Regions from separate parts of the Homo sapiens genome. Here region 1 is linked to region 2. Evidence: chromatin contacts called from ENCODE Hi-C or POLR2A ChIA-PET data. All regions are on one chromosome and are shown on one strand. The core of a region is the stretch at or near the end of the contact, and the rest is flanking DNA. Distances in the headings are between cores, read along the strand shown. Region 1 holds the start of COL21A1 (collagen type XXI alpha 1 chain). Region 2 overlaps COL21A1 (collagen type XXI alpha 1 chain).

Evidence for each region. A loop is a pair of places that touch in the nucleus more often than their neighbours do. ChIA-PET counts read pairs that join two places held with the same protein, here RNA polymerase II (POLR2A). Pooled maps may share reads with other maps.
Region 1: a map of PC-9 shows a loop between it and region 2 (2.2-fold over the local background). The contact joins the promoter of COL21A1 here to the enhancer-like site in region 2. A Hi-C loop is called at or near these places in 8 of 168 maps with a recorded cell type or tissue (A673, PC-9, aorta and 4 more) and 4 of 50 pooled maps. POLR2A ChIA-PET finds 5 or more read pairs at or near these places in 2 of 52 experiments (H1 and MCF 10A).

The regions. Positions count from the first base shown.
Region 1 is chr6:56,245,877-56,251,141 of GRCh38, forward strand. COL21A1 (collagen type XXI alpha 1 chain) reads right to left here and starts at 1,704. Exons shown (of 30, transcript NM_030820.4): 1 at 1,511-1,704. RefSeq lists enhancers at 603-1,104, 1,105-1,604.
Region 2 is chr6:56,097,262-56,102,451 of GRCh38, forward strand. COL21A1 (collagen type XXI alpha 1 chain) reads right to left here. Exons shown (of 30, transcript NM_030820.4): 17 at 4,211-4,264. Among named protein-coding and RNA genes, the nearest start is that of COL21A1, 150 kb to the right of the region's middle. Within about 2 kb of position 3,935, at least 5 of the 41 ENCODE cell types and tissues checked have a DNase peak (open chromatin) inside an H3K27ac peak, as active enhancers do; they include A673, PC-9 and ascending aorta, where a contact is called at or near this core.

The DNA of each region.
Region 1 (5,265 bases), core at 454-2,953, 150 kb after region 2:
GAAAATAAATGTTCTCTGTACAGGAAGTCTTGGTACAGTTAGCCCTGTGTTCATTGCAGCACGCATGTGCTGGGATTGGAGTCATGCCTATTCTAGATTTTCTTATCCAGTGTCAGATTTCTAATCCATTTAAGCCCATTTGCAAAGTCATTCTATTTTTGAACTAATGGCTTAGAAACAGCTGGAACTATTTTAGCCAAAATTTTGAAATCTCAGATATCTATAAAAAGAAAAAAAAAATGGTCCACTTCAATAATCCAGAGGCCTGCAACACTGAATTCCCTTTCACTAAAGAGAATTGGCATGAATCCCTTAAACCCTCAACTACTTTAGGAAAAGACAAAATACGCATATGAATGCTGTAACCTGCACTGATGACAGTGATGATCCAGGAACATTTCATCAGGGGTCAAAGATTCCTGTTATTACAGCTGGAAGACTCATGTATATTTCTTCCTTGGCTTCATTTCAACTTTTAGAAAAGGAAAAATTCCTATTCTCTCCTAAAGCAAGTATACAAATTCTACTGCTTAAAAATTATTCGATGATGCTTAAGTCTCCCCTTTATAAGATCTTTCAAAGTCCCCAGTATGCTTTTTTTTTTTCAATATGGGCAAAACTCTACTAATAAATAACTAAGGTTCTTCTGAAAAGTGGTCTGTTGCCTCCTCCCTTGGTGAAGGGAAATTTGCAGGTGTCTTCTCTGATTAAGTAAGGTCCAACCCAACAGTTTTCAAACTTGAGCAAGCACTAGCATTACCTGGAGGGCTCATTAAAACACAGGTTTCTGGGCACCAGCCTCAGGGTTTTAGGTTCAGTGGGTCTAGGGCGGAGCTAGAGCCCTAGATTTTGTTTGTATTTCTCAAAGTTACCAGGTGCTTGCTGCTGCGGGCCAGATGCCACACAGCGAATCACTGCTGTAGTTCGCTGCTTTCTATATTCGACTGCACTTTGGAATCACCTGACAAAAGTTTTAAATATGTTAATGCTCAAAGTCCCACCCCCAGAGATTCTGAGTAATTGGTCTGGGGTGCTGCTCAAGCATCGATTTTTTTAAAGGTCCCGGAGTGAGTCCATAATGCAGCAGCCGTAAAGAACCTCTGGCCCACTCAACACAGCCCCAGACCCACAGCTCTGCGCGCTCAGCGCCACGTGTGGACGCTGGAGACCCTTCCAAGAAGCTAAAAGCTGAGGGTGGGGTTGAGCTCAGGGGAGTAAATCAACGCACGTTATCGTACTCAGAAGCCAAACACTCCAAGGCAGGAATCTGCACCCAGAGAACCTCCCAAGATTCATTAACATGAAGTAACTTTGCAAGACAAATCCTGACATCTCAGCCTCCAGCTGGGCGCGGAATTCACCGAACAGTTCACCAACTGCTTTGGCGCAGGGAGAAGACTGCACCCCCAGGAAACCCAAAATGCCAAATTGCAGCCCCTGGAGAGCCAGCCCTGAGGCCCCCCGAGATGTCATTCTGGCAGCGAGAGGGGAGTAGGAGGTGTCTCCTTACCTGGCGCAGTGTCCAGGCTCGGGGTTGCCGTCGCAGCCAGCTGAGTGTTGCGCCAGGGGGACAGGTATGTTCCAGGCAGTGGCAAGCCCAACCCGAGCAAGACCTGCGCTGAAACGGATTGGCTGCCCTCCGCCCGGAGTCCGTTCTCCCTGCAGCGGCCAGTGCAGAGCTCAGAGGCTCAGAAACTCGCTCTCAGCCCCCTGGAGGCGGAGCCCGGGAGATAAGGTTCGCGCTCCCCACCCGCCCCCTTTCCTTGGCCGAAGACCAGAGGGTGGATTTTGGATCTGGATCTTGAAGGGCGAACTGCTAGTGTCGCCCTGGTGGAAACACTCAGTTCAAATCCTGCTAGCATCAGAAAATGCACGATTGAGGATTGAAAACGAGGGTGAAGGAGGACCAGGGAAGCGCGAGGAGAGAGGCAAAATAAGGGACTGCCAGGAAAGCAGGAAAGGCAACTCAGTTGAAAGGGCAAGCACTAAAGGAGGCAAAGACTTGGGCAACACCAGAGCATCGCCTGCACTGATCGAAGGAGGCCTGCCTCCCTTGCCCAAGAAGAACCCCCCTCTGGGGCGCCAAGGTACGTTGCAGCGGACTGATGTTCCTTGCTTTCAACCAAAAGTAACAGCTGCTCCAAAACCTGAGGGAAGTTCACTTTCAAATAGTCAAGTAGGCAGTGACCTTTAAGGGTTTAGCAATTACAAAGGAAGCCTCGGAATAAGGTGACAGCCTTATGACAAGATAAAGATGCTGTCTGCTCTGCCCCTTTGAGTGCATTCTTCACAGAGCAGCCAGAAAGTTATTTAACATTCATATGCTTTCCCTATTATCTGCAACTCTTCTTTTCTCACCCGTGTGCACCCCTCCTACCCCAACACACACAAGACCTGTTTGCCCTTTCTTATACACACCAGTGTGTTCTCATCTCACTTGGCATTTCTTCTGCCTCCAAAACTCTGTCCCAGACCTTATCATAGTTGCTTGCTTCTGTTCATCAAATTATCCACTCTTTGTGACACTTTGAGACACTTTGAGAGTGAGTCCTTCCTGTACATCCCATCCAAATGGAATGCCCAACCCCACTTTGGTTTCAACAGATCACTTATTGCTATCTGAAGGTTTTCATATCTTCATTGCTTGTGTGTGTTTCCTATCCAACTCAAGGTATGCTCTATGAGGGCAGGAAATTGGTCTTGTTCCCAGCTGTGTCCCCTGAGCCTAGAACAATACCTGGAATATACAAGGTGCTCAATAAATATTGGCTAAATGAATGTGTGAATTAATTTCTCCCTGTGGGAACAGGTTCACAAAGAAATGCCTTCTTCAATAACTAAATCTCACTTAATTCAGGTGTGATACAAACATCTTCAAATGATCATTTCCTGAATTTCCTTATTCATTCATGTTAGATTCTACTGTTACAAAAATATGATAGGAGAACATTGCTTTGGATTTGGTAACATCTTCTTAGATATGACACCAAAAGCACAAGCAATTCAAGAAAAAATAAGTTAGACTCCATCAAAATTTAAAATGTTGTGCTTCAAATCACACTATCTAGAAAGTAAACAGCCCACATACTAAGAAAATATTTGCATACCATCTATACAATTAGATTCTTGTGTCCAGATATACAAAAATCTTACAACTCAAGAGTAAAAAGACAGTTTTAAAATGCACAAAGTATTTAGACGTTTCTCCAAAGAAGATCTACTAATGGCCAATGAGAACATGAATGAATGCTAAACATAATTAGCCATTGGGGAAATGAAAATTAAAACCACAAGCAGATACACTTTATACCACTAGGATGGCTAAAATAAGAAAAACAATAAGTGTTAGGGAGGATATGGAGAAATTGGAACACTCATATATTCCTAGTGGGCTTGTAAAAATGATTAAGCCACTTTGGAAAACAGTTTGCCATTCTCTAAAATGTTCAATGTAGAGTTAACTTATAACCTGACAAATTCATTCTTCAGTAGATAGCCAAGAAAATCAAAAACATATATCCACATCAACACTTCTATATGAATATTCATAGGAATGTTACTCATAAAGCCAAAGGCAGTAACAACCCAAATGTCTATCAGCGGATGAATGGATAAGAAAAGTGTTATATCGCTACAATGGAATATTATTCTGACATAAAAAGGAATGAAACACTACATGCTAAATCATGGTTGAACCTGAGCATGTTAGCTAAAAGAAGCCAGTCACACACACAAAAAAACACTTATTGTATGATTCTGTCAATATAAAATGTTCAGAATAAGCAAATCCATAACTACTTGAAGTACGTAGTAAATCCATACCTATAATACATGAAGTGCTGGTAGAAGGAAGAAATGGGAGTGAGTGTTAATGGGAATGGGGTTTGCTTTGGGGTGATAAAAATGCTCTGGAGTTCGTGCTGATAGTGACGATTTTGAATATACTAAAAACTACTGAATTGTTGACTTTAGAATGGTCAATTTTACAGTATGTGAATTATATATCAGTTTTAAAACACTGATTTGTACCCTTTTAGTGGGTAAATTTTATGATGCATGAATTGTAGGTCAATAAAGATGTTATTAAAAATAAGAAATAAAATGCACTGGTTTTAACTGAACTGTAAAATATTCCTCTAAATTTTGTCATGGCTCTCTAGAGAACTATTCTTGTCCTAAGTGAATTCACAATTTTTTAAAACATGTCTGCACAATCGTTGCTTGATTTCATCATCCCCATTTCCAAAATATGCCATGTGGCACATACATACTTAGGGAAATATTCATAGGGTTCCTTTAAGACAACTCCTTTAATTGAAAAGAAGGACAAGAAGAAAAAACTAACCTAAACTAGGAAACTGTTGTGATGGCATTTTGCAGATATAACCAAGGTTTTAAATGAATTAACATTAAGAGAGACTGTATGGATGGGTTTGATCTGATCACCTGAACCCTTTAAAGCAGAGAGGTTTCCTCACAGAAGAGGAAGTTAGAGAGGCATGCTTTGGCTGGCCTCGGGGAAAGCTATCATCCATGTAATGAACTGCCTGCGGAGGTCACATGGTAAGGAACAGTGAGCAGCCTCTAGGATCTGAGAACCATCCCAGGCTGACAGCTTGAGGAACAACAGAGACTTCAGTTGTACAACCACAAGGAAATGAATTTTGTCAACAACCAGTGAGCCTAGAAGATGACCCTGAGCCTAGATGAGAGCCTCAGCCCTAGCCAACACTTTGATTTCAGCCCACTGAGACTCTCAGCAGACAATCCAGCATCACCATACTCAGACTTCTAGCCCATAGAAACTGTGATATTAACTATTTGTGATGTTTTAAGCTGCTAAATTTGTGGTAATTTGTCATGCAACAACAGAAAACTAATGCAGTTACCATAAACCCATATATTCTAGCAAGGTCTAAATTTCTTGAGCTATTCATTTTAGTAAAGAGAGTATCTTTTTATATCTGATTAATATTATTTAATTACTAAATACTTGTATGGCTTTAAATGTTTAAATTTACAAACTAGGAAAAAGAATATACTTGCCAAGTTAAACTTCCCAATGTTTGTTTTAGAACATTATTGTGCCCAAATTTACAATATTGTTTCTTCCTCCTCAATAACAGATATTTAAGTCATAGACCCCCAAAATTAGAACACAAGGGATCAAAAAAGCCCTTCATTTCCCTTACAGTCCTCTGTCTCACCTCTGCCTCATCCAAATGCAGGCTATCAAGATAGAAGATGCTGTTACATAAAGATTGG
Region 2 (5,190 bases), core at 2,685-5,184:
AGTCTCACTCAGTAACTCCCAGTTTTTTACCCACTAGATTTAGGAGAAAAAATTCATCTCAATAACGTCTACTACCCCATTCACATTATTCTTTGCCTCAGCACCTTGTTTGTCTATCTTTTTGAACTTGGTAATTTAGTTTTTGCTTGCTTATCCTTTTACCATCTATCTCCCCAACTAGGCTGTAAGCCTCCATGAGGCAGTCACTGTGTTTCCCTCACCACTGAAGCTAAACATTACAGGGGTGGAAGGAATATTGGGAGGAAAGAAAAAAAAGAAAAGAAGGAAATGGTTAAAATCTAAAGGGCCACACTCCCTGGAATGGTAAATTATTCTAGTGCAACAACTCTAGACAGGAATAAGTCTTGAATAAAGTGGGAGCAGGCAGGGCAAAAACAAACCCAAATCAGTGTCTGCTTGGCGATAAAACTGAGAAACAAGCAGCCATGGGAAAGGAAAGCATCTTCTAAGCACTCCTCATTTTATATTTTTTATATATATATAAATATATATAAATATATAAAAATATATATATAAATCTATATAAATATATATAAATACATATAAATATATATAAATATATAAATATATATAAATATATAAAAATATCTATAAATATATAAATATATATAAATATATAAATATATAAATATATATAAATATATAAATATATAAAAATATATATAAATATAAAAATATATATAAATATATAAATATATATAAATATATATGTAAATATATAAATATATAAATATATATAAATATATATGTAAATATATAAATATATATAAATATATATAAATATATAAATATATATAAATATAAATATATATAAATATATAAATATATATAAATATATATAAATATATATATAAATAGATATATAAATAGATATAAATATATATAAATAGATATATAAATAAATATATAAATATATAAATATATATAAATATATAAATACATATATAAATATATAAATATATATAAATATATAAATACATATATAAATATATAAATATATATAAATATATAAATACATATGTAAATATATAAATATATATAAATATATAAACACATATGTAAATATATAAATATATATATGAATATATATAAATATATATAAATATATAAATATATATATAAATATATATAAATATATAAATATATAAATATATATAAATATATATATATATATAAATATATAGATATATATAAATATACATATATAAATATATAGATATATATAAATATATATATAAATATATAAATATATATATAAATATATAAATATATATAAATATATAAATATATATAAATATATATAAATATATAAATATATATATAAATATATATAAATATATATAAATATATATATAAATATATATAAATATATAAATATATATAAATATATATATAAATATATATAAATATATAAATATATATATAAATATATATAAATATATATATATTTTGAGACGGGGTCTTGCTCTGTCGCCCAGGCTGGAGTGCAGTAGCGCGATCTTGGCTCACCGCAACCCCCACCTCCCAGGTTCAAGCGATTCTCCTGCCTCAGCCTCCCGAGTAGCTGGGACTACAGGCACGTGCCACCACGCCCTGCTAATTTTTTGTATTTTTAGTAGAGACGGGGTTTCACCGTGTTAGCCAGGATGGTCTCAATCTCCTGCCCTCATGATCCGCCCGCCTCGGCCTCCCAAAGTGCTGGGATTACAGGCGTGAGCCACTGCACCCGGCCTATGTTTAATATTTCTTTTATCTTTTTAGGTTTTATGAAGATATTTCAATAGTATCATGTTCAACGTAAATACGTGCTCCTCACATTGAATTATGGTCTACACAGACTTGCCGGTCAGTCTGCCCTTTCTAACATTGTTTCTACGGGAGAATGAATTACAGATTCCAAATAACTAACTCACAAACATTTAGAACACAGTCACAAACTAAATTTTTTTTTTTTTTTTTTTTTTTTTTTTAGAGGGAGTTTAGCTCTGTCGCCCAGGCTGGAGTGCAGTGGCGCCATCTCGGCTCACTGCAAGCTCCGCCTCCCGGTTTCACACCATTCTCCGGCCTCAGCCCCTCTCCGAGTAGCTGGGACTACAGGCGCCCGCCACCACGCCTGGCTAATTTTTTGTATTTTTAGTAGAGACGGGGTTTCACCGTGTTAGCCAGGATGGTCTCGATCTCCTGGCCTCGTGATCCAGCCGCCTCGGCCTCCCAAAGTGCTGGGATTACAAGCGTGAGCCACTGCACCCAGCCTTCACATCCTAAATTATATCCAAGCTCTCATGTCTATTATCTCTTATTTCCCTCTTCCTCTTTTTCCTTCTTTTCTTCCCATTAACCTTTCCTTCTCTCACCTCTCTTTGTGTTTCTTATGCTCTTTCCCTCATACACGCACACCCACATACACACACACACCTACTTTATATTCTGAAACAATAACATAAACAAATAATCACACCCAGTCTTATATCCAGTTACCAAGTCTCATAATTTTTCTTAAATAACAGCAATTATGGCTCACATATGTTGAGCTCATGCTACCCTATTGAACCCACTCCATGCTTATTAATACCCTAGTCGAGGCCTTCTACTTCATGCCTGGTCTGTCAAAAGAGCCTGCTAACTAGCACCCTGTTTCCAGTTTCTTCTCCTTTCCAATCATTCCACACACACCAGGAGCTCATACACTGCCTCTAAAACAGTTCTTTTTACTATGTTCTCTTTTTTTCTCACAAAACTTCAATGACAAATGAATAAGGTTTACTTTTCAAACTTGCAGTCAAGGTTCTCCATTTTATGGCCCTAGCCAAGTTTCTACCTTTACTTTCTAACACGCAACAGAGACCCTTCTCTGCAGATTCAGGACCTCATTAAGATCATTTCATTATTTCCTGGGCACACCTTTAACCATCTCACATATGTGTCTTCATTCAGATGAGTTCTCTCTTTCCTGTCTTCCTTTGATTCCCAGTCATCCTTTCATGAACAAATCTGGCACAAACCCTTGGTAAAATTTTTTCAAGCACCTCAATAACAGGATTACCTTCCTATACTCTTTCAGCACTTAGAATAGCCCCATGCATTTGTGCAATGTTTTTACAATTTTTAAAAATTTCCTACGTAAGCTTCACAACAACCCTATGAAGTAAGCACTATAAGCATCTACACTATTCACACTTAGAGAAAAATATTCAGGGATGTGAAGTGACTTCTCCAAGCTCATACTGCTGAAATGTAGCAGTAGTCATCTCCAAACCCTGGCTTTCTGACTCCATATGAGATTCATATTTGGCACATAATATAAAGAGTTGGTAATTATTTGCATCATTTTTTTCAGTCTTCCAAATTAAATTATAAGCTTCTGGAAGGTAATAGCATTATATAGAACTTGGCCCAGTACATAATCATACACAAGATGAAATTCAACGAAAATTTTATTAAGTAACTTTCAGAGTAGTTTAATCCCTCTACCCTATTTAAGAAGCTTTGGTGATACCTCTCTCCCTCTTATGTACAATATTTAAATTCTGAAATCTCAACTGAACACTTTGTGATAAATGTGATACAAATACACCTCAGCTATTACTTCAGTTCTTAACCTAGCTCCGCACAAGGCAAATTTCAAATTTCTTGAGGGTAGGTACCTTTGATGAATAAAATAAGATCTGCTGGTATTTAAATGTTGGCCACGAGTTGTAGGAATAAAATGTGGGGGCAAACTATATTTTTAAAACTCACCTGAAGTTCAGAATCACCTGGGACATGTGCTAAAAATGTAGATATCTAGGATTCAGATTCAGTACTTTCTTAGTCATGTTTCTCTACCCCTGATTTTTATTGAACACAAGATCCCAAAGAGTATACTATGAAACAATAGATGAGTGGTAAAGTGACATCGACTGAAGGCTCAGCAACAGACCATGATGTTTGTGTTAACCATGCATTTCTTTGGGCATGAGTGCTTGTGGTTTGTGACTCACACTGTTTGCAAAATTCTTCCTGGTTTCTAAAAGAGGATTCAACATTTCAATATTTTATGGTGTTTCACAAGCAGCTTCTACAACATCTAAAATCTGGAAGTCACTGAACAAATAATAGGGCATCTGAGAGAAGAATTTAAATAACCAAAAAGGATTTCGTAACAGGAAAAGAACTTCATCTTTTAGAACTGAAATGAGAAGGTACTCACAGGCTCTCCCCGTGTTCCATCCTGCCCCGGAGCACCAGGGGATCCTGCTTCTCCCTTTTAATGATTTGACAAAAAGAAATAGAGAATTCAGTTTTGAGGTCTGCTTACCAAAATAACAATATATAACATTACATATTAAAGAACATTAAATACAAACAGAAAAATTAAAATTACTTCTGGACTACTGATATTAACTTTTCCTGACATCAAATAACTTTTTCAGAAATTCATAAAGTGACTATATAAACAACAAAAATGTGTACATAATGGCAGATAATTAAGTTATTAAATAACTGTGGTACTGTATAGTCATTCTTATGAGAATAGACCATCTTACTTCCAAGGTAAATGTGACCAATATTCTATATCAGTCCTATTCATATATACTTTTTCATTTTTATTTTAAAATTGATCACTATGTTGGACCTAATTTGACCTTGCCTTCAAAGAGTTACATTTTAAAGTAAAAACAAAACTTTCATTAGGAATGGAGTTATTTATAGGTTATTAGTTGAAATTATCTGGCACTTTAGTATATACGTATTTAAAATAAACATCTATAATGCATATTTTAGGTAGCTGTTAAATTATAATTGCTTTTAGTGATATATACCTTTACATTACTATGCTCAGGTTAAGCATCTTATTTTACATCTACGTTTTGGAAGCTAAATTTTTTTCCTAAATGAATCAATTGCTAGTGAATACAAATGTATCTGACACTTCTTCTACTAAAACAATAAATATTAGCTGAATATAATCCTAAAATGTATAATATCTGCAGATTAGTACAACTATTAAACTATCTGAGCAAAATAAAGGATAGCAAGGAAGAGCCTGTTGACACATATACACACATGTACACACCCCAGACTTTTTGAAATCTAACAGTCATTATGAGCCATGCATTTGTTTCTGTCCAGCAAAATGCTGCATCACAACAAGCAAAGTTCTCTGCAAGCAATTTGCCACACTTGTTT